Linked DNA regions of Homo sapiens: regions 1 and 3 are each linked to region 2. The links are chromatin loops, found by intact Hi-C in ENCODE. Cell type or tissue: heart left ventricle. All regions are shown on one strand.

Evidence for each region. Hi-C counts contacts between places; a loop is a spot of excess contacts. Peaks named below come from ENCODE experiments on the same cell type or tissue, not always from the same donor. Only the 100,000 strongest peaks of a DNase experiment are listed, where the experiment ranks them.
Region 1: a loop joins it to region 2, with 9 times the contacts of the local background. A loop is called at or near these places in 11 of 110 quality-filtered maps.
Region 3: it touches region 2 in a loop (2.6-fold over the local background); 4 of 110 quality-filtered maps call a loop at or near these places.

What each region holds. Positions count from the first base shown.
Region 1 is chr16:77,854,890-77,862,889 of GRCh38, forward strand. VAT1L (vesicle amine transport 1 like) reads left to right here. Exons shown (of 9, transcript NM_020927.3): 4 at 7,859-8,000. Among named protein-coding and RNA genes, the nearest start is that of VAT1L, 70 kb to the left of the region's middle. In heart left ventricle, no CTCF peak of the experiment used is centred here; no DNase peak of the experiment used is centred here; H3K4me3 peaks cover 442 bases; H3K27ac peaks cover 4,761 bases.
Region 2 is chr16:77,962,464-77,970,463 of GRCh38, forward strand. The region is part of intron 7 of VAT1L (vesicle amine transport 1 like); the gene reads left to right. All of the region lies in intron 1 of LOC105371351 (a long non-coding RNA gene), which reads right to left. Among named protein-coding and RNA genes, the nearest start is that of CLEC3A, 56 kb to the right of the region's middle. RefSeq lists enhancers at 910-989, 1,230-1,289, 1,390-1,459, 4,362-4,979, 4,980-5,598 and 1 more. In heart left ventricle, no CTCF peak of the experiment used is centred here; a DNase peak (open chromatin) is centred at 3,178; H3K27me3 peaks cover 1,684 bases.
Region 3 is chr16:77,801,840-77,809,839 of GRCh38, forward strand. The region is part of intron 1 of VAT1L (vesicle amine transport 1 like); the gene reads left to right. The region is part of intron 1 of LOC107984878 (a long non-coding RNA gene); the gene reads right to left. Among named protein-coding and RNA genes, the nearest start is that of VAT1L, 17 kb to the left of the region's middle. In heart left ventricle, no CTCF peak of the experiment used is centred here; a DNase peak (open chromatin) is centred at 3,750; H3K27ac peaks cover 443 bases.

The sequences.
Region 1 (8,000 bases), 110 kb before region 2:
TTTTCATCAAACTTGGTACAGGGACTCAACCTTCATACTTTTTGGGAGATTTCTCCAAATACACTGTTTTTGGCCCAGCTAAATAACTAGTCAATGTGATCAAGAAATCTTAGAACTGAAGAGACCACAGAGATCATTAAGTCCAAGTTCCCATTTTAAAAATGTGAAACCGCTGGGCGTGCTGTTTCACGCCTGTAATCCCAGCACTTTGGGAGGCTGAAGCAGGCAGATCACGAGGTCAGGAGTTTGAGATCAGCCTGGCCAATATGGTGAAACTCCGTCTCTACTAAAAATACAAAAATTAGCTGGGCATGGTGCCACGTGCCTGCAGTCCCAGCTACTCAGGAGGCTGAGGCAGGAGAATCGCTCGAACCCGGGAAGCAGAGGTTACGGTGAGCCGAGATCGTGCCACTGCACTCCAGCCTGGGCAACAAAGCGAGACTCCATCTCAGAAAAAAAAAAAAAAAAAGTGAAATCAAGGCACAGAGACATGAGCTTACCCCTAGTCACACAACCCATTTGAGAAACTTGACCACAGGTGAGTCCTTTCCTTCTCCTTATCTATCTCCCCCGACATGCCCACACACTCCACTTTAATGCATGCCCTTCATTGTCTGCATATGTCCAAAAACATAGTGCACCAATGCAGTCTTTTGCTAGTGGTTCAGTGGAATTGGTGCTCTCATTCTCATGGTTTAGGAATATAATTGTACTTTAATGGTTTATTTATTTTATTAATGTCTGTCATCTTCATTACAATGCAAGTTCCAAGACAGGGACCATATACATAAATAACTCGTTTATATTTCTGGCACCTCTGATAATGTTTGATCCAGTAGAGATGCTCATTATATAGCACTGTAGTCACTCCTGTAATCCCAGCACTTTGGGAAGCCAAGGCGGGCGGATCACGAGGTCAAGAAATTGAGACCATCCTGGCCAACATGGTGAAACCCCATCTCTACTAAAAATACAAAAATTAGCCGGGCATGGTGGCGGGCACCTGTAGTCCCAGCTGCTTGGGAGGCTGAGGCAGAAGAATTGCTTGAACACAGGAGGTGGAGGTTGCAGTGAGCTGATTGTGCCACTGCTCTCCAGCCTGGCAACAGAGGAAGACTCCGTCAAAACAAACAAACAAACAAACAAACAAAAAACACTGTAGTGATAGAATGAATGACTCAATGAAGTAACAGAGAGGCTGAGATTCAAAGGATATAAGGAATAAACCGGGAGAAAAGACAGGAAAGAGGATTCCAAGCAGTGGGGATTGTATGTGCAAAGATCCTACAGTGAAAGAGAGGGTGGCACTTAGGAAGAACTGATTGTTTTTCCTTGTGGTCAAGGTAGAGTTCTGGAATACAGTGAGAAACAAGGCTGGAGGAGTAGACAGTATTTACATTATAGACATTTTCCTAAGCCATCCATTCTCTGTCCTTACTTAGTTGAGTTTCTGATGCTAAATCCTGAATCTCAGTGCACTGGTAGGCTCATCTAGCCTAAATTCCCACTTAATGGGTAAAAAGAATTTCAACTGGGCCCCATCCCAATCTCAAAACTGTTATAGCTAAAAACTGCTCCTTACTCAGTACTTAATATGTACCAGGCAGTGTAGTAAGCCTTTAAAGAGATGAATTCACTCCTCTAATCATTCGTTTACATGCTGGAATATGATCTTGCTTTAAACTGCCAGTCTGTCGATCAGGGTCATATATTTCAGGGACCTAAATCAGCTCCCTTGTTACCACAGTCCCTGGATTCCCTGCTGCCTGTGCTCTGATTAAGGAGACTCCAGCAGCTCTGCAATAAGGATTGAGTTGATTAACATCTGGTTGAAAATCTCTTCGCCCATATGAACCTGAGACAAAGCCATCCAAAGAGTAATTGATGGCAAAGACCCGAAGTTGTCTCTAAGATGGCAACTCGAGGGCTTAGCTGCACAGATGAGAAGATTAATAGCAGAGTGGCCTTGGAGTCACGGATACCTGCATTTGACTTCCAGCTTTCTCATTCACATGCCAGGTAACCTTGGGAACTTTCCTTTTCTCTCTGAATCCCCATGTTTACGTATGAAAAGAAGACACAAATACTTACACTAAAGGTGGTTTAAGGATTTAACGAAGCACCTTAGTACAGTATCTGCCCCATGGTGGGACAAAAGAAGCCGCAGCTGCTATTAATGCTGTATTGTTAGCCAAAGGGAAGAGAAGGGCAGATGTGGTGCAGAATTCTTACGTTCAAAAGAAGGAAGGAAAATCCATTAAAAACAAGCGCATGCAAATCGTCATTTACTGCAGTGACTGGGAGAATGGATTGTCTTGTTCATTTTATGTTCTGGTTCTGGAGGTAAACTGCAAGGTCCTTTTTATTGAAAGTTCATTCTGTCTTCCACAAATGTTATTGAGTCCATGCTATTTGCTAGGCACGTAGGAGAAATGAGGATAAATGAGCTGCTGATCCTGCATTCACCTCGGGAGTTGGAGAAGGGAGAATACAGATTTTCTATAAATGTGTGGGAAGGCACTTTTCTGCTTAAATACAGAATGCTAAGCATTATTTAAAATTTATTGAAAATGTTACCAGGGCCTCTCATTGCCTAAGACAGGTGATGGAGAACAGAAAGGCCGCAAGTAGATATGTGATGAATTTGTGTTTTCCATCCATTAATCTTTATATAAAAGTATAGATTATTATATATTATACATAATACTCACATAGCATACTAATCTTAATTGTGTTATTAGTAATTCTATTTCTCTATTACTTATTAAATAGATAGTATATATTATGTATATATAATTATACATATACACATCATGGCTATATATATTAATTGTACATTATTCTAGTTATAAGTCATATATTTATCCATTATCTAATACTCACATATTATATGTTATATAATAATATAAGTACATAAGTGATTTGGATTACCTATATTATCTCTCTCTTTTTTTTTTTTTTAACCATGTGCATGTTTTTCTTTAAAATAGAAATAGTGAAGTTCTGCTTCAGTCAGAACCTGCATAGGTTAATTAAATGCACGCTTTACTCCAACTCTACAACACTAAAGGACATGAAGGCTGCAAAACGACTGGGAAGGGCTGCCCCCATACACTCAACTCCTCCAGTTTCTCATGCATCCGTCCACCAAGTTTTACCAGACATTTACTATGTGCCAGGTTCTGCACTGGGCACAGGAGCAGAGGGCCGGTGGAGACACAGTCCCTGCCCCCACAGAGCTCACAGATGGGGCAGGCAGAAGCCACAGAGGCCGTGGTGGTCACGCTTCGGGAGAAAAGAACCACAAGTCAAAGGGGCACAAAAGGGGGCAACCAACTCTATCTGGGATGCTGGAAAGGATTCCTGGGGATGGAGATGACTGAGTGGGAATAGCCCTGATTGGAAGAAGAAAGAGGAAGGGAGGGCATAATGAGAAGGGGGAAAGCATGTGGGGAAACTGGCGTTGATGCTAAAATAGCATAGTCACGCAGGATCTGATAGCAGGATAGCAGATATGCTGCTACTGCAAATGTAATAAGACCAAGAAAAATAGTAAGAGAGGACTTAGGAGTAGTGATAGCAAGTATGTATTGAGCATTGATTGTTCTAGGCACTTTGATGCATTATATCACGTAATCTCACAGTAAACCTAGACTGTGTAGAGTATTGCTAACCAAATATTTTAGACGAGTGAACAGAGGTGCCAATACGTTGCTCAGCTGGTATGTGTGGCAGCCAGGAGTGAAGCAGATCAAGCTGTTACTCTAGTGGTGTTGGAGCAGACATCTAACCTCTGTAAACCTCAGCTTCTTCCTCAGTAAAATAAGGTGACGCTGGGCACAGTGGCTCATGCCTGTAATCCTAGTGGTTTGGGAAGCCAAGATTGATTACTTGAGGCCAGGAATTCTAGACCAGCCTGGGTAACATAGTGAGACCCCATCTTTACAAAAAAAAATTTTAAAAAGGCTGGGCTTGGTGGCTCACACCTGTAATCCCAGCACTTTGGGAGGCCGAGGCGGGCGGGTCACCTGAGGTCAGGAGTTCGAGACCAGCCTGACCAACATGGAGAAACCCCGTCTCTACTAAAAATACAAAATTAGCCAGGCATGGTGGCACATGCCTGTAATCCCAGCTACCCTGGAGGCTGAGGCAGGAGAATCGCTTGAACACAGGAGGCAGAGGTTGTGGTGAGCTAAGATCGTGCTGCTGCATTTCAGCCTGGGCAACAAGAGCGAAACTCCATCTCAAAAAAAAAAAAAAACTATTTGGGTGTGGTGGCATGTACCTGTAGTCCCAGCTACTGGGGAGGCTGACGCAGGAGGATCACTTGAGCCCAGGAGTTCAAGGTTGCAGTGAGCCATGATTGAACCACTACACTCCAACCTGACAGAGTGAGACCCTGTCTCTAATAACAAACAAAAGTAAGATGAAAGGTCATTCTGAGAATGCCAGGGTTGAGGGCTGCACAATGCCATGCTCATGGCAAATGCTAACTGTGGTGGCTGAAGTTCGGTGTGTGTTAGGGAGTAGAAATTGGAAAAGCGGAGGAAATAAGTGAATGAGGGGAGACTGGGTCAGATAATAGGGGCCAGTCTAGTGTGATAAACTAGATGTGTGCATTTTATTCTGAAAGCTGTGATGGACATTGGGAAGTCCAAAATAAATAGTGACATGTTCAGTGTTGTGTTTGAGAAATGTCACTCTGACCACAGAAGGACTTTTGGAAACAGCCAGGTCAGGTGGAGGAGTGTTGTCATAGTCCAGGGTGAGAAATGTGATGATCCAGACTAAGAAGAGACAGTTATAAGAGCTGTCGAGGACAAAGAGATAACACAGTTTCTGAATATAGGGACGTGGGGTTGAGGGAGGAAGAGGAGGCCAGGATGCTGCCCAGATTCCTGGCTTTAACGCTGGGGAATGGTGCAGTCCATCCACTGAAGCAGGAAACACAGTAAGAGGAGTGTTAAATTGCATCCCACCCCCACCACTCCAAATTCATATGTTGAAGCCCTAACCCCCAGTACCTCACAACGTCACTTTATTTGGAGATAGGGTCTTTACAAAGGCAATCGAGTTAAATTGAGGTCACTGGAGTGGGCCCTCATCCAATATGGCTGGTGTCCTTATGAGAAGGGGAAATTCGGACACAGAGTGTCATAGAGAGAAGACGGCGTGGAGAGACGCAGGGAGAATAGGCACATCTACAAGCCGAGGAGAAAGGCCTGGAATAGATCTTTCGCTCACATCCCTCAGAAGGAACCAACCCTGCCAACACCTTGATTTTAGACTTTGAGCCTCCAGAACTGTGAGAAAAGGAATTTCTGATGTTTAAGCCACTGGGTCAGTAGAACTTTGTTACAGCAGCACTAGGAAACTGACTTAGGGAGTAACTCATTCAGAGATGGCCACGAGTTAGGTTTTGGATCAGTTGAGTGTGATGTGTCGCTTTTGGGACAGCCAGGTGGAGACAAATGCCAAAACGATAGAGACCCAAGTCCAGGACTCAGTGGGCAGCTTGGGACCGGAGATTAACACATGCCAATCATTTTGGACACTCTGGCATTCATAGCACAGTGCAACCAGTACAGAATAGAAATTTGAAAAATAGTTGAATGAATAAATGAATATCCTATTTGCCTAAGGACAGAGGGCGAAGGGAATACAGGGAGACTGGAACTAATTGTAATTTCCCATCCCAGTAGTAAGAAGGTTATCTCAAGCGCTGTCCATAAGGAGCTATAACTATGACATATCTGAGGCCAGCAAATTTTAGAGAATTGCTGCATTGGTTGCTGATATTTACCCTCCCTAGAAAAGATAGTCCTCTCTTTGCTTTATAAAATCTAGAAGGCAGGAGAATTAAACAAGTATCAATGCTATTCTTAGGACAGAAAACTATAGCCTGTCCAGAGTCTCAGGTTCATGCCCATATTCTGAAATGTTGACCTCCAAGGGAGTGTGCCAGCAACATGTCTATTTTAGGTAGGAAGTTTAAAGCCTGCTTTGCTTAAAATGTCAAAATAAGTAGACAGCATAACAATGGAAAGTGGTAATAAGTGGAAACCAGGAGACCTTACTTTGAATCCCAGATTTGCCTCTGAAAAAGTGGGTAACCTTAACCTTTCTGAATGTCTTTTCCTTTATCTATAGAGCAGTCAGGGGAGGGGGTAATTGGATGATCTTCCAACTCTGACATTCTGTGATTCTCTCAGTGTTGCCTTTAATTGCAACGGGTGATAAGATGACATTTCCATAAATTGACCTGCCAACCTGATTTAGTCCGCCAGCATGAAGACATGAAAATAAGATGATAGGCAGAAATTAACATCACAGATGACGCTGGTAGAATATTTTCCCTCCTTAAAATGGCAGATGGAACACCAGAAAGAGACAACACTTGGCTTTAGAATGCACCTTAGTTACCAGAAAACTGGGTTTTACTGGAAAATGCCTGAATATACATGACCACAACATTTTGTCCAATGACTTCAAGTTTGACCATACTGAAAAACGATATGGAAAAATAAACCTGCTCCTAACTGCATTTGTGATTTCCCCTGGACCACTTAATATTTAAAACTTGTGTTGACCTCTTCTCTATATGCCTGGACATCTCGGCAATGGATATAATAAGCCCCTAAGGGGGAAAGGTAATTAGGATTTATTATCTAAGTGTCACATTTTGTGCCAGGTCTTTGACCTGTGTTGCAAAATACCTTATTTACACTTCCCTGTAGAAGATGCTGTCAGCCACATCCTATCTTTTCTGCACTTAACATGCCGAAGGTTGCTTAGGACTTCTGTCTGCTGTGGGAGCCCACTTGACTGGAAGAAGCCAGATAGGCACAAGAATTACTATTGCAGAAGCAGCCCTCAACAAGTATCAGATGCAAATGTGCTGGATAAATACTCCGGCTTCCTTGCTCATGGTTGGGATAACTCAGAGGCGTATTCTACACTTGCTCACAGGGTTCCCCAGAGGGATTGAGCTCCAGTTACACATGGTAGATATGGCCTTGATAACACATCTTTTATTGGCTGCCTTCTTTTACTGTCTTAATACCTTGTTATTTCCGGAGATCATTGTCCAGGTAAAATACCTACATCCAAATCGTTATCTTAGGTTCGGCTTCTGGGGTACCCAAACTAAGACATCTGCAAGAGCGCTGTGAAGTAGGTGGCATTGTAAGATATCAGTTTTTAAGTCTTGGTGCTTGGATTCGCCTGATTCCCATTGACTTTCCTCTATGCCAGTGATTCTTAACCACAGGACATTTTGTCCTTCCACCAAGGCGACACTTTGCAATGTCTGGATACATTTGTGGTTGTCACAACTGGGAGGATGCTACTGGCATGTAGTAGGTAGAGGCCTGGAGGGCTAAACATCTGACAATGCATAGTACAGTCTCCTACCACAAAGACTAATCCAACCTTAAAAAGGCCCCCCGGGCACAGTGGCTTGCGCCTGTAATCCTAGCACTTTAGGAGGCTGAGGCGGGTGGATTACCTGAGCTCAGGAGTTCGAGACCAGCCTGGGCAACACGGTGAAACCCCATCTCTACGAAAAATACAAAAAATTAACCGGGCATGGCAGCATGTGCCTGTAGTCCCAGCTACTTGGGAGGCTGAGGCAGGAGAATCGCTAGAACACAGGAGGTAGAGGTTGCAGTGAGCCGAGATCGCACCACTGCACATTGCACTCCAGCCTGAGTGACAGAGTGAGACTCCATCTCTAAAAAAAAAAAAAAAAAAAAAAAAGTCAATAGTGCCGATGGAGAAATCCTGCTCTACACCCAGCAAGACTGGCTATGATCTGGTGGCTCCTATGTGTGACATAGCTATTGTCTTTTCCTTCCAGGGTCAAGCTGTGGCTCAGCTGTGTTCCACTGTCCCCAACGTGACTGTCTTTGGAACAGCCTCTACTTTCAAGCATGAAGCAATCAAAGACTCTGTGACCCACCTCTTTGACAGAAATGCAGACTACGTGCAAGAAGTTAAAA
Region 2 (8,000 bases):
GGGGCCCAGGTCTCAGAGTAGAATCTCTCCTCTGGACTTGGGAGTCAAACAGAACCCAGTTGGAGTCCCCCTTTTATTAGGTGGCCTCGAGTATATCATAGGCGGGACCATCCTATAATCCTATAAGGAAAGAAATAGGCCGGGAGCAGTGGCTCATGCCTGTAATCCCAGCACATCAGGAGGCCAAGGCAGGAGGACGGCTTCAATCCAGGAGTTCAAGACCAGCCTGCACAACATAGCAAGACCTTTTCTCTACAAAAGAAGGAAAGAAGGAAAGAAGGAAGGAAGGAAGGAAGGAAGGAAGGAAGGAAGGAAAGAAAGAGAAAAGAAAAAATAGCTAGGCATGGTGGCTCATGCCTGCAGTCTCAGCTACTTGGGAGGCTGAGACAGGAGGATTGCTTAAGCCTGGGAGGTAGAGGCTGCAGTGGGTTGTGATCATGCCACTGCACTCCAGCCGGGACAATAGATAGTGATCCTGCCTCAAAAACAAAACAAGAAAAGAAACAATCTTAGGGTTCTGGGTGAGGAGGACATAGACAGCTTTCAGAAATCGAGTAGAGGGCGCTGGATCCTCAAGTTTTCTCCTAAAGAGGCTTCTAGTGGATCCAGTAACTGTGTCAGATGCTTAACAGACATCTGCCCTCAACCTTCACGGCAGTTCTATTAGGTGGGTGAGAACCTGGGCCGAGCAGAATAATACCACGCAAACGTGCCCACATCCTCATCCCCAGAACCTGTGAATCTGGTACCTCACATGGAAAAACGGACTTTGCCGATGAGATTAAGTTAGGGACTTGGGGATGGGGAGATCCTCCTGGGTTTTTCAAAGAGGGAGGCAGGAGGAGGGTGAGAGTCAGAGAGATTTGAAGCTCTACCCTGCTGGCTTTGAAGACGGTGGGAGGGACCTGCAAGCAAAGAAATGCAAGGGCTTCTTCTAAAGACGGGAAAGTCAAGGAAACAAATTCCTCCCTGGAAACAAATGCAGGAAGGAATGCAGCCCTGCCGGAGCCTTGATGTTAACCCTGTAAAACCCATTTCAAACTTTTGACCTCCAGAACGGTAAGATAATAAATTTGTGCTTCAAGTCACTGTTGGTGGTCATCTGTTACAGTAATAATAGGAAACTGATACAAAACCTTACCTTCACTTCGTAGAAAATAAAGGGGGGAAAAACCCACAGTGTCACCGAGAGGCTGGGGGAACTGCCTGAAGTCACACAGTCAGAGAATGCAGGAGCCTGGATCCCTCCTGAGACTCCCGTGGCTCCACAGTACAGGCTGGGTCCTCACAGGAAAGGCATATGCATTTGGTAAACAGGGGAATATTGGGGAAGCCATGGGAAAGTGATTTTCACTTCTCTGTGATACTTCCCAGCACAGAAATGATTTGAAGCAATCAGAGACGAGCTGTCTCACTAGCAAAGAGGACGTCTTCGCAATACGTGAAGACCTTCAGAACAAAACCGAAAGTCTTACAAAAGGGCCTTCCGTGGTGCAAATAGTGGCTGGTTAGGGACTTCAAGATCTGCCACACTCTCCACTTCCAGACCCCAGGATCTGGCCGCTGCCTTCCCCTCCACCTGCCCTTGTATTTTTCTCCACCACTCTGGCCTCCTCTTAGAGAATCCCACGTGGGATTCAGATCCACCTGGAGCCAAAGCATATGTTCCCCCTCTCCCTGAATCCCTATTGCTCAGCTCTTTCTGTGGCTCACTCCTTCCTGCTCTTCAGGTCTCACCCATCACCTCCTTAAACCCACCTACATTAGTGTCCTGTAAGCTGCTGTTCAAATGACCACAAATGTAGTGGCTTAAATAACATAAAAGTATTATCTTACAGTTCTGAAAGCCCAAAAATCAAGGTGTCAGCAGGGCTGCGTTCCTCGTGGAAGCCCTAAGGGAGAATTTATTTCCTTCCCTTCTTTAGCTTCCAGAGGCCACGTGCGTTTTTCTTGCTTCACGGTCCCCCCAGCAAGGGCATCACTCCAAACTCTGCTTCCCTTGTCCCATCACCTGCTCTCTGAGCCAAACCTTCCTGCCTTCCTCTTGCAAGAATCGTTGTGGTTCCATGGGGCCCCCAGATAATGCAGGATAATCCCCCATCTCAGATTTTTAGCTTAATCACTTCTACAAAGTCCCTTTGCCATGTCAGGTAACAAACATATCCTCAGGTTCTGGAGATTAGGGAATGGATGGGTTGGGAGTGTGAGGTCATTCTGTCTGCTTTCCCCAGGGATCTTGTTTAACTGGGTCACTCTCCCCCAACCCCTCACCATCTATTCTCCATCGTGGAACACTGCTCACGCCCTTTGTAGCACTTTTTTTTTTTTTTTTTTTTTTTTTTTTTTTTAGATGGAGTTTCGCCCTTGTTGCCCAGGCTGGAGTGCAATGACGTAATCTCAGCTCACCGCAACTTCCGCCTCCCCGGTTCAAGCAATTCTGCCTCAGCCTCCCGAGTAGCTGGGATTACAGGCATGCACCACCATGCCCGGCTAATTTTGTATTTTTAGTAGAGACAGGGTTTCTCCATGTTGGTCAGGCTAGCCTTGAACTCCCGACCTCAGGTGATTCGCCCGCCTGGGCCTCCCAAAGTGCTGGGATTACAGGCATGAGCCACCCCGGCTGCCTGTAGCACATTTTTTTTTATGATTATGATAAGCCTATTTAATAAGGGAAACTGTGATTCCCCCAGGACAGAGAGAGAACATCTGTTTCAGCCAGCTCCCGGCCCAGGGCTTTGGTTCTGTTGAATGACTGAACAAATAAATAAATGAATGAATGAATGAGTGAACGAATGAGTAGTATAGATATTATCACTCACATAAGATGAGATGCAGAGAGAGGAAGCCAGTTGTTAGAATGATATTACCAACTCAAAGCAGAACCAGGTTTCAGCCCTGGAATGTTCCCACTGCCTCCTGCCACCATGCACTTGGGATGCTGTCAAATTGGCCTCCCAGACACCAGAAGTGTCAGAGAAAGTCCAGATGTCCTTTGAGCTTAGAATGTTGGCATCTTGAGGTGCTTGAATGACATGACTCAGATTTCCTCCCTCCACTGTCTGGATGGGAAACCAGCTCTGTTGGAGATGGCCTGAGTAAATCCAGAATCCCAGCCCTGGAAAATCCAGCTGCCAAGACCAGATATGGCCAGCCACGCAGCTGGCCGTGGCATCCCAGACTGGGTGTGGGACCATGGTCCTGATTATGAACAGACTCCGCTGGGCCACCCAGGCTGCACTTAGCAGGCCACCAAGAGATAGCTGCCCAGGCCAGGGGCTCTAGGATGTGGGGTAGGCAGGACAAAGACCTCTAGGTGAGGCTCAGCCACATGACATCTCACTGTCTCCACATATCCACTTTTTCATTCATTCATTCATCCCAGAAGCTATTGTGTGACAGATGTCCTTTTGCACTATGGACTCTGAGGTAGACACCATTGTCCTGCCCATATAGAGCTGCAATCCCCAATATGGTAGCTATGAGCTATGGGAGGCCAATGAGGACTTCAAGTGTGGCTCATCTGAATTGAGATTTACTCTCAGTGTAAAATACACCCTAGATTCCAAACAGTCCCCCCCAAAAAAGCGTAAATTATTACTTCATTATATTGAGTATATATTGAAATAACATGTTGGATATATTTGGTTAAAGAAAATATCTCAAAATTAATTTCACCAGTTTCTTTTTACATTTCTTGACGTGGTTAATTTGAAAATTTTTAGCCACATTTGTGGTTCGCTTTATATTTATTTTAGATGGCACTGTTCTATTGATTTGCAATGGAGAGGAGAGGCTGATGTGTAACTTACAAGGCTGGGGTAAGGTTGACATCACTAGCCAACTGAGGTGTGAAGGGGTAAGTGCTTGGGCGAGACTGTGAGGTTGAGGGTGGAGGGCAAATACTTAGAAGAGCTCACATCCAAGTCAACAACAGCAAGACAAATCCAAGGTAGCTCAGGACCAGGGCACTCCAGGAGGGGACCCAGGACGTACAGAGACACAGTGCAGAGAGCCCAGTGAACTTCAGATACATCGTAAGTGGTGGACGTGAGTGTGTGATGAAAGGTGAAGAAAAGCAATAAAGCCAGAAAAGGCAACAGTTACCAGCTCCAGAAACATGCAGTCCAGTGCTGTTCAGCAGAATTATGTGAGCCACATGCAAAGTTTTAAATTTTCTAGTTTCTAGCCATATTTTCAAAACTACAAAAAACTAATTTTAATAATTGTTATTTCAACATGTAATAAATGTCAACAACTCTTACTGAAATAGTTTGGATTCTTTTTTATGGTGATTAAGTCTGTGAAGTCTGGTGTGAATTTTACACTGACAGCACGTGGCAATTTTTACTAGCCAAATTTCAAAGGCGCACTTGCCACATTGACTAGTGGCTATAGGATTAGGCAATGCAGGTCTACTAGACAGTTCTCTTGAATACAGTGGGGAAGGGTTTTAAGCAGTAGAGTACTTTAAAAAAAAAAAAAAAAAAAAAAAAAAAGCACCTCTGGTGGTCCCAACGGAGAAGACAAGTCTCCCACGTGCTACTGAGCTTTCTGGAGCCCATCGAGCCCATCACCACTATCTTCTGGGCACTGTCACCCCCGCCGGGGTGCTTTCACTTATAAACGGTAATTTGGGAGCAATGTCTCTTTTGTGCAGACTTTGCTTTGCCAAGGTGTTATATGAGAGCAGTTTGGGGTGTTGACAACAGAGGAAGGGGAAGCTGCCCTCTCAGATCCCCCATGGTTCTCACCACCTTTCAGATGGGCACCAGAGGCAAGAACCTTGGATGTTTTATCTGTGAAACTGTGGTGCTTAACTCAGCTAATCATTGTGATGCTTAACTCTGCTTATCATCAGGTTTCTCCTCTGTGAAACTGATGCAGACACTTCTAAGAGGCTTGGTGTGTGTGGATAAAAGGAAGCAACTTATGCAAAGGGCCTCATATGGTGGCCTAAGAAAGAATTAATCAAGAACAATATCATTTCTTTCCTTCAACATTGTCATCAGAAAGGCTCCAAGAGCAGCCTAACAAGAGGATAGAAATGCACACAGCGTGAATAGGAGGTCAGGCTACTTAAATGGCCTCTTGGAAATACTGCTAATCCTTTATCCATCCTTTCCGTAAGGGACTTCAAGGAGTCAGTTCATTTCAGAAAGAAATATCCAAAAAGCATGCAGATTAGAGGCAGCCCTGCAGGGAGCTTTTTCTCCTAGCATCACAATAAGCTTTAACTGGTGAGAAAACAGCTTTTCAGTTTCTCTGGGCTCTGTCTTACTGGAGAGGCAGCTTAAAAGTTGTTCCTAGTCTCCAAGGAGTTTTCAGATGCTAATAACTTGCCAGGGTGATAAATAACTGAATGCTGGAGATCTATGACGTGAGACACTACCTACCTCATTCCTCTGCCTTTGAGAGTCAAACAAAGCAGTACGGACTAGGCAGAACTGGGAAAGAGCTTTAGTTTTGAAGTCTGGCAGCCCTGAGTGCCAACCACAATTGTGTCACAATTAACTACGTAATCTTTGGGTAAATTGCTTCTATTTTTGAGCATCAGGGTACATTATCTGTAAAATGGGGATATATTTTGCAAGGTAATAATTATGTATGTGAGATAAGAATATATTATCTATTATTGCATTTAACTCCCCCACCCCCAACAAACTTAGAGGCACTTATGATCTCCCAGTTTCTGTGAGTGGGGAATCTGGGCACAGCTTAGTTGGTCCTTTGATTCTCACAAGGCTGCAATTGGGGTGTTACAGGAAAGGGGTCCTGATCCAGACCCCAAGACAGGGCTCTTGGGTCTCACACAAGAGAGAATTCAGGGCCAGTCCACAGTGCAAAGCAAAAACAAGTTCAAGAAAGTCAAGTGGTGAAACAATAGCTATGCCGTAGACAGAGTAGTGAGTTCCTGAAAGAGGAGGAACACGTTCACCCTGGGTACAATGCTTGTTTAAATGAAGAATAAAAAAAGAGCATGGGCTGGGCGCGGTGGCTCACGCCTGTAATCCCAGCACTTTGGGAGGCCAAGGCAGGCGGATCACAAAGTCAGGAGATCAAGACCATCCTAGCTAACAAGGTGAAACCCCATCTCTGCTAAAAATACAAAAAATTAGCCGGGCGTGGTGGCAGGCGCCTGTAGTCCCAGCTACTCAGGAAGTTGAGGCTGGAGAATGGCATGAACTTGGGAGGCGGAGCTTGCAGTGAGCCAAGATCACGCCACTGCACTCCAGCGTGGGCAACAGAGACTCCATCTCAAACAAACAAACAAACAAACAAAAAGAGCATGGGGACAGGCTCTGCTACGAGGGTTTGTGATAAAGGATTAATTTTTTTAATTACTGTATTTTGCAAGAATCAATTCTTTTTTTTTTAAAGACAGTCTCGCTCTGTTGCCCAGGCGGGAGCACAGTGGCGCGATTTCAGCTCAGTGCAACCTCCACCTCCCGGGTTCAAGCAATTCTCCTGCCTCAGCCTCCCAAGCAGCTGGGATTACAGGCACCCACCACCACACCCAACTAATTTTTGTTTTTTTAGTAGAGATGGGGTTTCCCCATGTTGGCCAGGCTGGTCTTGAACTCCTAACCTCAAGTGATCTTCCCGCCCTGGCCTCCCAAAGTGCTGGGATTACAAGCGTGAGCCACTATGCCTGGCCTGATATTATTATCTTTAAAGCAAAATTAGGAATGCTTCTGTTCTCAAGATATCGAGATATTGTTATCAGCACACTCCCAAGTCTGGGTCTGTTTAGTAAACATTATCAATCTGTTCCCTTAACCGTGAGTATCTAGAGGCTAGGAATACCTAACTCTCTGGGGATGCAGCCCAGCAAGTCCCAGCCTCATTTTCCTAGCCCTCACTCAGGACAGAGTTGCTCTGGTTCAAATGCCTCTGACAAAGGTGTCAGCTGGGGCTGTGGTCTCAAATGGGGAAGGGTCTGCTTCCAAGGTCTCTGTGGTCGTTGGCAGGATTCAGTTCCTCACTGGCATTTGGACCGAGGGTATCTGCTCCTCATTGACTGTCGGCTGGGGTCTGCCTTCAGTTTCTTGCCATGTGGACCTCTCCATAGGGCAGCTCACAACATGGCAGTTTGAGTCATCAGAACAAGGAAGCATCAAGAGTTAGAGAAAGAGGGACTGCAAGATGGAAGTCACGGTCCTTTATTACCTAATTTTGGAAGTGATGTATCATCACTTTTGCTCTATTCTGTTGCTTAGAAGCAAGTCACTAGGTGTAGCCCATGTTCACGGGGAGGGGATGAGTACCAGGCAATGGGGATGACTGACAACCATTTTAGAAGGTGTCTGCTACAATATATGAAGATTCCCGGTGGGCAGTAGCTATAATGAACAAATGTGAAAACCTTTGAAAAGCAGAGCTCACTACAAAAATAAAAGGAATCTACTGAATTATGTATTAGGGTCAAGAAATTTTAACAATCATATGACACTATTAATCAGAGATCAGGGCCGGGCACAGTGGCTCATGCCTGTCATCTCAGCACTTAGGGGAGGCCAACGGGGGAGGATCACTTGAGGCCAACAGTTCATGAGCAGCCTGGGCAACATGGCAAAACCACATCTCTACTAAAAAAAAAAAAAAAAAAAAAAAAGGCAAAAAATTAGCTGAGCACGTGGTGACGCTTGCCAGTAATCCTAGCTACTTGGTAGGCTGACGTGGGAGCATTGCTTGAGACCAGGAGGTCAAACCTGCAGTGATCTGTGATTGTACTGCTTTACTCCAGCCAAGGCAACAGAGCAAGACCCTGTCCCCCCAAAAATGTGTTGATTCCGATCACTGCCAGGTTGTCCAAAGACTGCATTTAAAAGTGCATTTATATTAAATACTGATTTGATAATATGTTACCAGACTGACGCTAAAGTTAAAAGGCATCCATTTCTTCTACATGATGTTTTATCATATATCCATAGCCCTTTCTAGTTATTTTAGTATATGTGTGTTTTTATGGAGCTAGAGATTAAAACATTTTAAATATGCAT
Region 3 (8,000 bases), 160 kb before region 2:
GAATGATTTTCTAATTGGTTTCCCTTTATCCACTCAGTTAAACTCCCTAAAATTGTTCCTACTGGGGACCTCATAATAAACTCTGACTCAACGTTTTGCAGCCGGAATCGACGATGCATGACGCAGCCATCCATGCGCCCACCTTCCTGAAACAGTCCTTTCAGATTTGAAGGCCTTCTCTGTCTGACCCCGGAGGAGAGACAGACAGTCCATGTCTCTGGGACTACTACTTCATAGGAAATGAATGGCAAAGGCAATTTTCACCCTCCCACCGCTTTGAGCCTCAGCATCTCTGTCCTCAGCCAGCAGCACATGTGGGAGACTCCACAACTTCCTTTTGCATTTTTAGCAGTTTTCTTTCCTTTTCCTAGTCATCTTTTTTCCTTTTGTATCCTTAAGATAGCTAGGCCTGTTTGTTCTTGAATGGAGACCCAGCTTCCAAAATAATTGAAAAGCACTGTGAAAGTCTTGAGTCCCTTAGAAAACACTAAAGTTGCCGGGGCACCGTGGCCCACGCCTGTAATCCCAGCACTTTGGGAGGGCAAGGGGGGTGGAGCACAAGGTCAGGAGTTCAAGACCAGCCTGGCCAAGATGGTAAAAGCCCGTCTCTACTAAAAATACAAAAATTAGCCAGGTGTGGTGGCAGGCGCCTGTAATCCCAGCTACTCGGGAGGCTGAGGCAGGGAATTGCTTGAACCCAGGAGGCAGAGGTGGCAGTGAGCCGAGATTGTGCCACTGCACTCCAGTCTGGGCAACAGAGCGAGACCCCATCTCAAACACACACACACACACACACACACACACACACACACACACACACACACACACACTAAAGTTGCATCCATTCATGGCACGGACAAAACTTCTCAAACATTTTCTTTTCCTGTGTACATCCCTTAAGTGCCGCTGCTCCCTCCAAACTCTCCCCTACTCTGTTCAAACTCTTCCAGACTTTGAAACCTTGCTCTTGCCATTTCTTGGCAATCTTTATTCACCCTTCATATCTAGTCTTTAATCTTTCAGGAGTAAATCCTTGCTTTTTTTTGAGGCGCATCAATCAAGCAGGCCTTTGATCTTCTCAGTTTCCTTCTCACCATCACGGCAGCGGACACAGCAGGGCCGGCAGCCCAGCAATGATTTCTTTCGTGAGAAGAAAGAATAGGGCTCAAATCATTCCTAGGTATTTTCCTACTTACACCTTCAGTGCAGAAATTATTGTTTGCCAGCCTTTAATGTGCCCTGTGCTAAGCACTGAACATTGAAAGGTGGATTTTAAGACAAGCCCTGTGCCCTAAAGTTGCTCATAGTCTACAGGGAAGATAATAGGGTAGAGATGCTACTACTCTCTCCTCCTTAGGATCCATTAGACTTAAATATTACCTAACTAAAAGTTCAGTTCCTTAGTCACACTAGTTACATTTCAAGTGTTCAATACCACATGTGGCCAAGTGGCTACCATATTGGAGAGCAGCAAGGACAGAACATTTCCATCATTCCAGAAAGTTCTATTGGACATGTCTATTCAAGTCTTCACCTCCTTTTTTGTTCCTATTGAAACAACCATTTTACTAGACATTCTTTTTTTTTTTTTTTTTTTTGAGATGGAGTCTTGCTCTGTTGCCCAGGCTGGAGTGCAATGGTGCGATCTCGGCTCACTGCAAGCTCCACCTCCTGGGTTCAGGCCATTCTCCTGCCTCAGTCTCCAGAGTAGCTGGGACTACAGGCGCCCTCCACCACGCCCGGCTAATTTTTTGTATTTTTAGTAGAGACGGGGTTTCACTGTGTTAGCCAGGATGGTCTCGATTTCCTGACCTCGTGATCCGCCTGCCCGGGCCTCCCAAAGAGCTGGGATTACAGGCGTGAACCACCATGCCTGGCTACACATTCTTTTTATCAGCAGTAATGTCTTAGGAAATAGCTGTCACGTTGTAGGAAAAATGGACTATTTCTCCATTGAGACCCTGTCCATCTTTGGCTCCGATGAGAAATCAAACCATCATTACTCTATCTTCTCCCCTCTGTGGAGAGGTGAGATGGGGCTGGAGAGGCTGAGAGAACAGGAACAAGGGGCACGCCCATTCAGTGATACTTTCTGTGAGAAGAACCTGATCCCAGTGACGTGATTTAAGAACTACCCTCTCTGTGCTAGCTGTGACTCTTGTACAGCCTCCTCTTATGGAACTGTCATGCCGTGTAGTCATTCTTTTGTTGATCTCTGAGTCCTGGAAGGCAGAGATGTCATTGTCACTGTTGTGACATTAGTGCCTAGCCAAGCCCCAAAACACAGAGGGGTCTGTTGAATTTCAATTGGATGACATTAAATGTTCTATGCAACCAGTCACTGCCGAACACCTGTTTGAAGTGAATGCCTTGGTCAACATCAAACATGGAGCATAAAGATGTTAACCTTTACAGGAACCTTAGGAATAAATACCTCCTGCTGTGTCCCGAGGAGGGGCTGAGAGTAAATAACTCCAGGTCTCAAAGTCAAAAGAGTTAGTCTCAGCATCTAGGAGTGCTTGTTTTGGACCCTTTCGGACCTGGCTTTTCTGTTTCTGCTGAAAACTGGCTCTAGACATTTAGATTCTCAATATGTCTCCTGGCTGTTTTGTTCTGTGTTGGAAATACTACTGAGGTGTGTTTTGAATACTAATTTGGGCATATGATCTGAATGTATTTCTTTTCCCAGACACGGTAGAAACAAAGAACTTGTACAACTGTATCCCAAGCTATATTACCCTCATCATCACTGCCAAGTCACTTCCTCCCTCCTCTCTGTCCTTATTTCAGCCATGCTGGCCATCATGATGAGTTTGTCCCTGGGATTCTACGCTTTCCCCTCTCCTTCCCCTTCCATCTTTTTTCCTCTCTCTCCTCATGAGTTGGCATCTTGTGCTCCTGCTACAATGAGCTTCCTTCTTGAGGCTGGAAAAGGCGGTGGTCTTTAGCTCCAGCAGCCATGTACAAATTTAGCAAGTCCCACTGCAAAGAGAACTTTTTTCTCCCAGTTTCCTCCCAGCATATGTTATGGACAAAGGGATCTCAGTGGGGCAGTGACAGCACTACTAATGTAAAGTGGTAGATTATGAATAAAATCAGATGGGTCGGAAAACTCCGTATGTCTCCCGTGGCTGCAGTGGCTTGCTTATCTTAAAATAGTGGTTAGAGAGGGTGGACAGGGTTATGTGGAACTGGTCACCAAGGGGACCAGTGTCAAGAGCCATGAGCCAGCAGTGTGGGAAGGGAGTCTGAGCATCCCAGCATACCCTTTCCAGCCTCTGATTGAACACAGGTGGATTCTTCAGGTGAATCCTAAGACCTCTCTGAGACAATTCTGGCTGTTCTCAAATAAGAGCTGCCATCTGAGATTTGCATAAACAGTGTCCTTGCTTTGGTCACTGTGAGCTTTTTCTTTCCTAGCAAATTTGTGTCAGTCTGTTCCCACAGTCTTGAGATAACAAAACTGGCACTTGAGCAAATCAAAAAAGAAAAAAGATTTATGCCCAAGATTTTCTGAGATCAATGCCTATTTTCCTAAGCATTTTCAAGTTTTCAGTTGAGATTAAGAAACAAAAACAAAAGCTTCAGTTCTGGGGCAATGAGAAAATTAATCAAACATCTGCTTCTTTGACCCCGCATGGATTGGGAGTTAAGTGCTTTGATGAACATATTATCAGCAAGACGAGAGCAGAATAAGCAAAGAGCACACCTTCCCTTACTGCGTCTGCTTGGCACAAAGCCTCGCACGAGGTCTGCTTGCTTCTGCCCGGAGCTGGCAAAGGCTGCCACAAATGCAGGACTGGTTAAAGTTCCGAGGCAGAGGGCTGGTAAAGCTTTCTATTGAGAATTTGATGGTGCTTTCCCTGATGCCTGCCTCTCCGCCAGTGTCGTGATCTCCGACTTCCCACAGACACATAGAAAGCCCTGAAGTGTGATTTTTCATAGATTTTCCCCAAGCAGTTTACCAATCCTGCATGTATTTATCTGCTTGTTACTTTTTGTGTTATTTTTTCCTTAGTCTCTGCCTTTTTTTTTTTTTTTGAGATGGAGTCTTGCCCTGTGGCCCAGGCTGGAGAGCAATGGTGAGATCTCAGATCACTGCAACCACCACCTCCAGGGTTCAAGCAATTCTCCTGCCTCAGCCTCCTGAGCAGCTGGGATTACAGGCGCCTGCCACCATGCCCAGCAAATTTTTATATTTTTAGTAGAGTCAGGGTTTCACCATGTTGGTCAAGCTGGTCTTGAACTCCTGACATCAGGTGATCTGCCTGCCTTGGCCTCCCAAAGTGCTGGGATTACAGGCCTGAGCCACAGCACCCAGCCTCTGCCCCCTTTTTAAATTCCTCGATCTCTTTCTTTTTCTTTCTATTTATTTATTTACTTATTTTGAGATGGACTCTCGCTCTGTCACCCAGGCTGGAGTGCAGTGGCAAGATCTCGGCTCATTGCAAGCTCCGCCTCCCGGGTTGAAGCCATTCTCCTGCCTCAGCCTCCCAAGCAGCTGAGACTACAGGTGCCCACCACCACGCCCGGCCAAGTTTTTTGTATTTTTAGTAGAGACAGGTTTCACCATGTTAGCCAGCATGGTCTCGATTTCCTGACCTCGTGATCTGCCCACCTCGGCCTCCCAAAGTGTTGGGATTACAGGCGTGAGCCACCACGCCCGGCCAAGTTTTTTGTATTTTTAGTAGAGACAGGTTTCACCATGTTAGCCAGCATGGTCTCGATTTCCTGACCTCGTGATCTGCCCGCCTCGGCCTCCCAAAGTGTTGGGATTACAGGCGTGAGCCACCGCGCCCAGGCTGATCTCTTTATTTTTCTAATCTTCACTTCCTTTTTTTCTATGGGAACAACTGTTTTTACTAAACATTACTTTTATCATATCTTTTATGATATGATAACATATCATAAAACATAAGAACTTTATTTTAACATATCTTAGGAAACAGCTGTCATATCATAGCAAAAATGGACTGTTTCTCCATGGGAATGCTGGTCCTTGGTGGCTCCAGGGAGAAATCAAGACATGGCCACTCTGTGCTGTCTTCTCCCTTCCATGGAAAGCTGGGGTGAGGCCAGAGAGGCTGAGAGAATGGGAGCAAGAGGCACGCCCATTCCTAAGGGATACTTTCTGTGAGAAGCACCTGATCCCAGCAGGTTCTTTCCCCTCCCTCTCATTCTTTCAGGTTTTTATTTAAAGGTCTCATTCTCTTTCCTGCCTTTGCACCATTTGTTATAAGAACCACCAGATCTTTCCTCCTCAGGAACTGCCGTGCAAAGGAGCCTCATAAAAATTCACCATCAGTGACAGCTGCTCTGTGACCACAGGGGAATAAACCCTGAAAGGAGAGATCACACTACTCTTCTTGTAGTGGGAGCTAGTGTGCACCACCCCTAAAGCATCCTTTTAGAATCTCAGTGCTCACTCCCCCAGCTACCAGGAATGATGGCAGCTGACAGCTCACAGCTGGTTTCTCCTGAGGAATTGTTCTCAGCCAAAGAAAGTCTCCTTCCCCAAGCCTGCACCCCCTCCCTGGGGGCAGCCCTCATTCCTGACTGGTTGATGCAGGGGTGCAAAGGCCCAGTCCCCATGTCTTTGTTCAGAATTACTCAAGGAACCATGCTATGTCTGGAACTTTGCAAGGATGAACTGAGACCTCTTTACTGGTATATCAGAGTTCAACTTCTCCCCGTCCCCAGTCCAGCTTCCCTCCTGCCCATCTAGGAGTTGTCTTTTAGAACACTCCCTATCAGACCTCTTGCTGCAAATCTCAGTCTCGGAGTCTGTTTCCCAGGGAACCTGACCTATGGCATTTTCTTTGTGTCATAGTGATGACAGTGATTCGGATAGCAAGCTTATATCTGTTGAGCATTTACTGTGTACGAGGTACTCTGTTTTACATATACTGTCACATGCAATCCACACAACACCCCGTAAGGTGGTTGTGTTACTATCCCATTGTTGAGATGGAAAAACTAAGGCCCAAGGTCAAGCAACCCACTTGAGGAGGAGCCAGAAAGCTAAAGCTAAAGATCTAAACTTAGCTTTGGTGATTGCAGAGGACTGCTTGGAATAATTCTTTGGGGAGAACTTTCTGGAGGTTGATGCTTTGACTTCATGGTTATATTGTACATTAGCATGTGCCATGGTGGCTATATGAGCACTTTGCCTATACTCCAGAACAGGGCTCCCTGGGCCACAGACCAGTACTGGTCTGTGGCCTGTTAGGAAATGGGCCACCAAGCAGGAGGTAATTGGTGGGCAAGGAAGTGAAGCTTCGTCTCTATTTAGAGCCACTACCCGTCACTCGCATTACCACCTGCACTCTGCCTCCTGTCAGATCAGCGGCAGCATTAGGTTCTCATAGGAGCATGAACCCTATTGTGAGCTGCACATGTGAGGGATCTAGGTTGTGTACTTCTTATGAAAATCTAATGCCTGATGATCTGTCACTATCTCCTGTCACCCCCAGATGGGACCGTCGAGTTGTAGGAAAACAACCTCAGGGCTCCCACTTGATTCTACATTATGCTGAGTTGTATAATTATTTCATTATATATTACAATGTAATAATAATAGAAATACAATGCACAGTAAATGTCATGTGCTTGAATCATCCCAAAACCATCCTCCCACCCCTGCTCCATGGAAAAAAAATGTCTTCCATTAAACTGGTCCCTGGTGCCAAAAAGGTTTGGGACCGTTGCTCTAGAAGACCACTTGTCATCGTACAGTGATCAGTTTTGTTTCTGTTTTTGTTTTTGTTTTTTTTGAATCAGAGTTTCATTCTTGTTGCCCAGGCTGGAGTGCAATGGCGCAATCTTAGCACACCACAACCTCCACCTACCGGGTTCAAGCAATTCTCCTGCCTCAGCCTCCCACGTAGCTAGGATTACAGGCATGTACCACCACACCTGGCTAATTTTTTGTATTTTTAGTAGAGATGATGTTTTTCCATGTTGGTCAGGCTGGTCTTGAACTCCCGACCTCAGGTGATCCACCTGCCTCAGCCTCCCAAAGTGCTGCGATTATAGGCGTGAGCCACCGTGCCCAGCTGTGATCAGTTTTTATGATTCTGTTTCCCCATGAGAATTTGGAGCCCCTTGTTAACTTTGGGCATCCACTACCTAGTATACGGCATAGTATACAGTAGGCTCAATGTGCTAGTTGAGTGGAGAGTTCTTGTCTTTGTAACTGGGAAAACTGAGCCATGATCTTTCTCTAGGAGAGCAAAGTACATTAGTCAAGAGCACAGGCTCTGGATTTACATCACTTGCTTTCGCAAGTAATGTAAGCCAGGTAAAACCAACATTTTGTAAACCTTAATGTGCTTTGGTTTTGTTCTTTGTAAAATGGGGGTAATATTGTTGATCTCTTAGCATTGTTTATGGTTGTTGTAAAACTGAAATGACACTCAACACCATGCCTGATACATAGAAAGCGCCCCATAAAAGTTACCTATTACAATTGCTAGCCACAAATCAATTCTTTTCCTTCCCATCCTCCATCATCAGAGAAATTAGAAAGGCCAGATTTCTGTTAGCTTCTTGGGGATGCCTCCAACAGTCACAAAGCCCTATAGGACAGCCCTCTCAGAAAGAGTCCATTCTTTTTTGATCTTTTTTTTTTCCATGGGAACAGCTGACATTGGGCTACTCAAGTGGTCCTTTGCAACCCTAACAGCACATGAGAGTGTGTGCTTTCACTAAAGAGACTCTCAGAGCTGGGGCCAGGATGTGCACTTTCAGAAAAAATAAATGTCATGATGATCCTGACTTGCATTACAAAAAGTGATTGTACTCAAGGCTCATCCCCTCTTCTCAGCAATTGCTGCTATGGGTAGAGGGAGGGGATCTACTGCCATTGCCCACAAAGAGAGAGGGTTCATAGTCTTTATCGAGTTTACTACATGTGACTTCAAGGTGTCTTGGAACTATTTCATAGAATCATGAGAGCTCCAGATTTGAAGAAAGGATGTCAGCTAGTCTTGTGTTTTAAA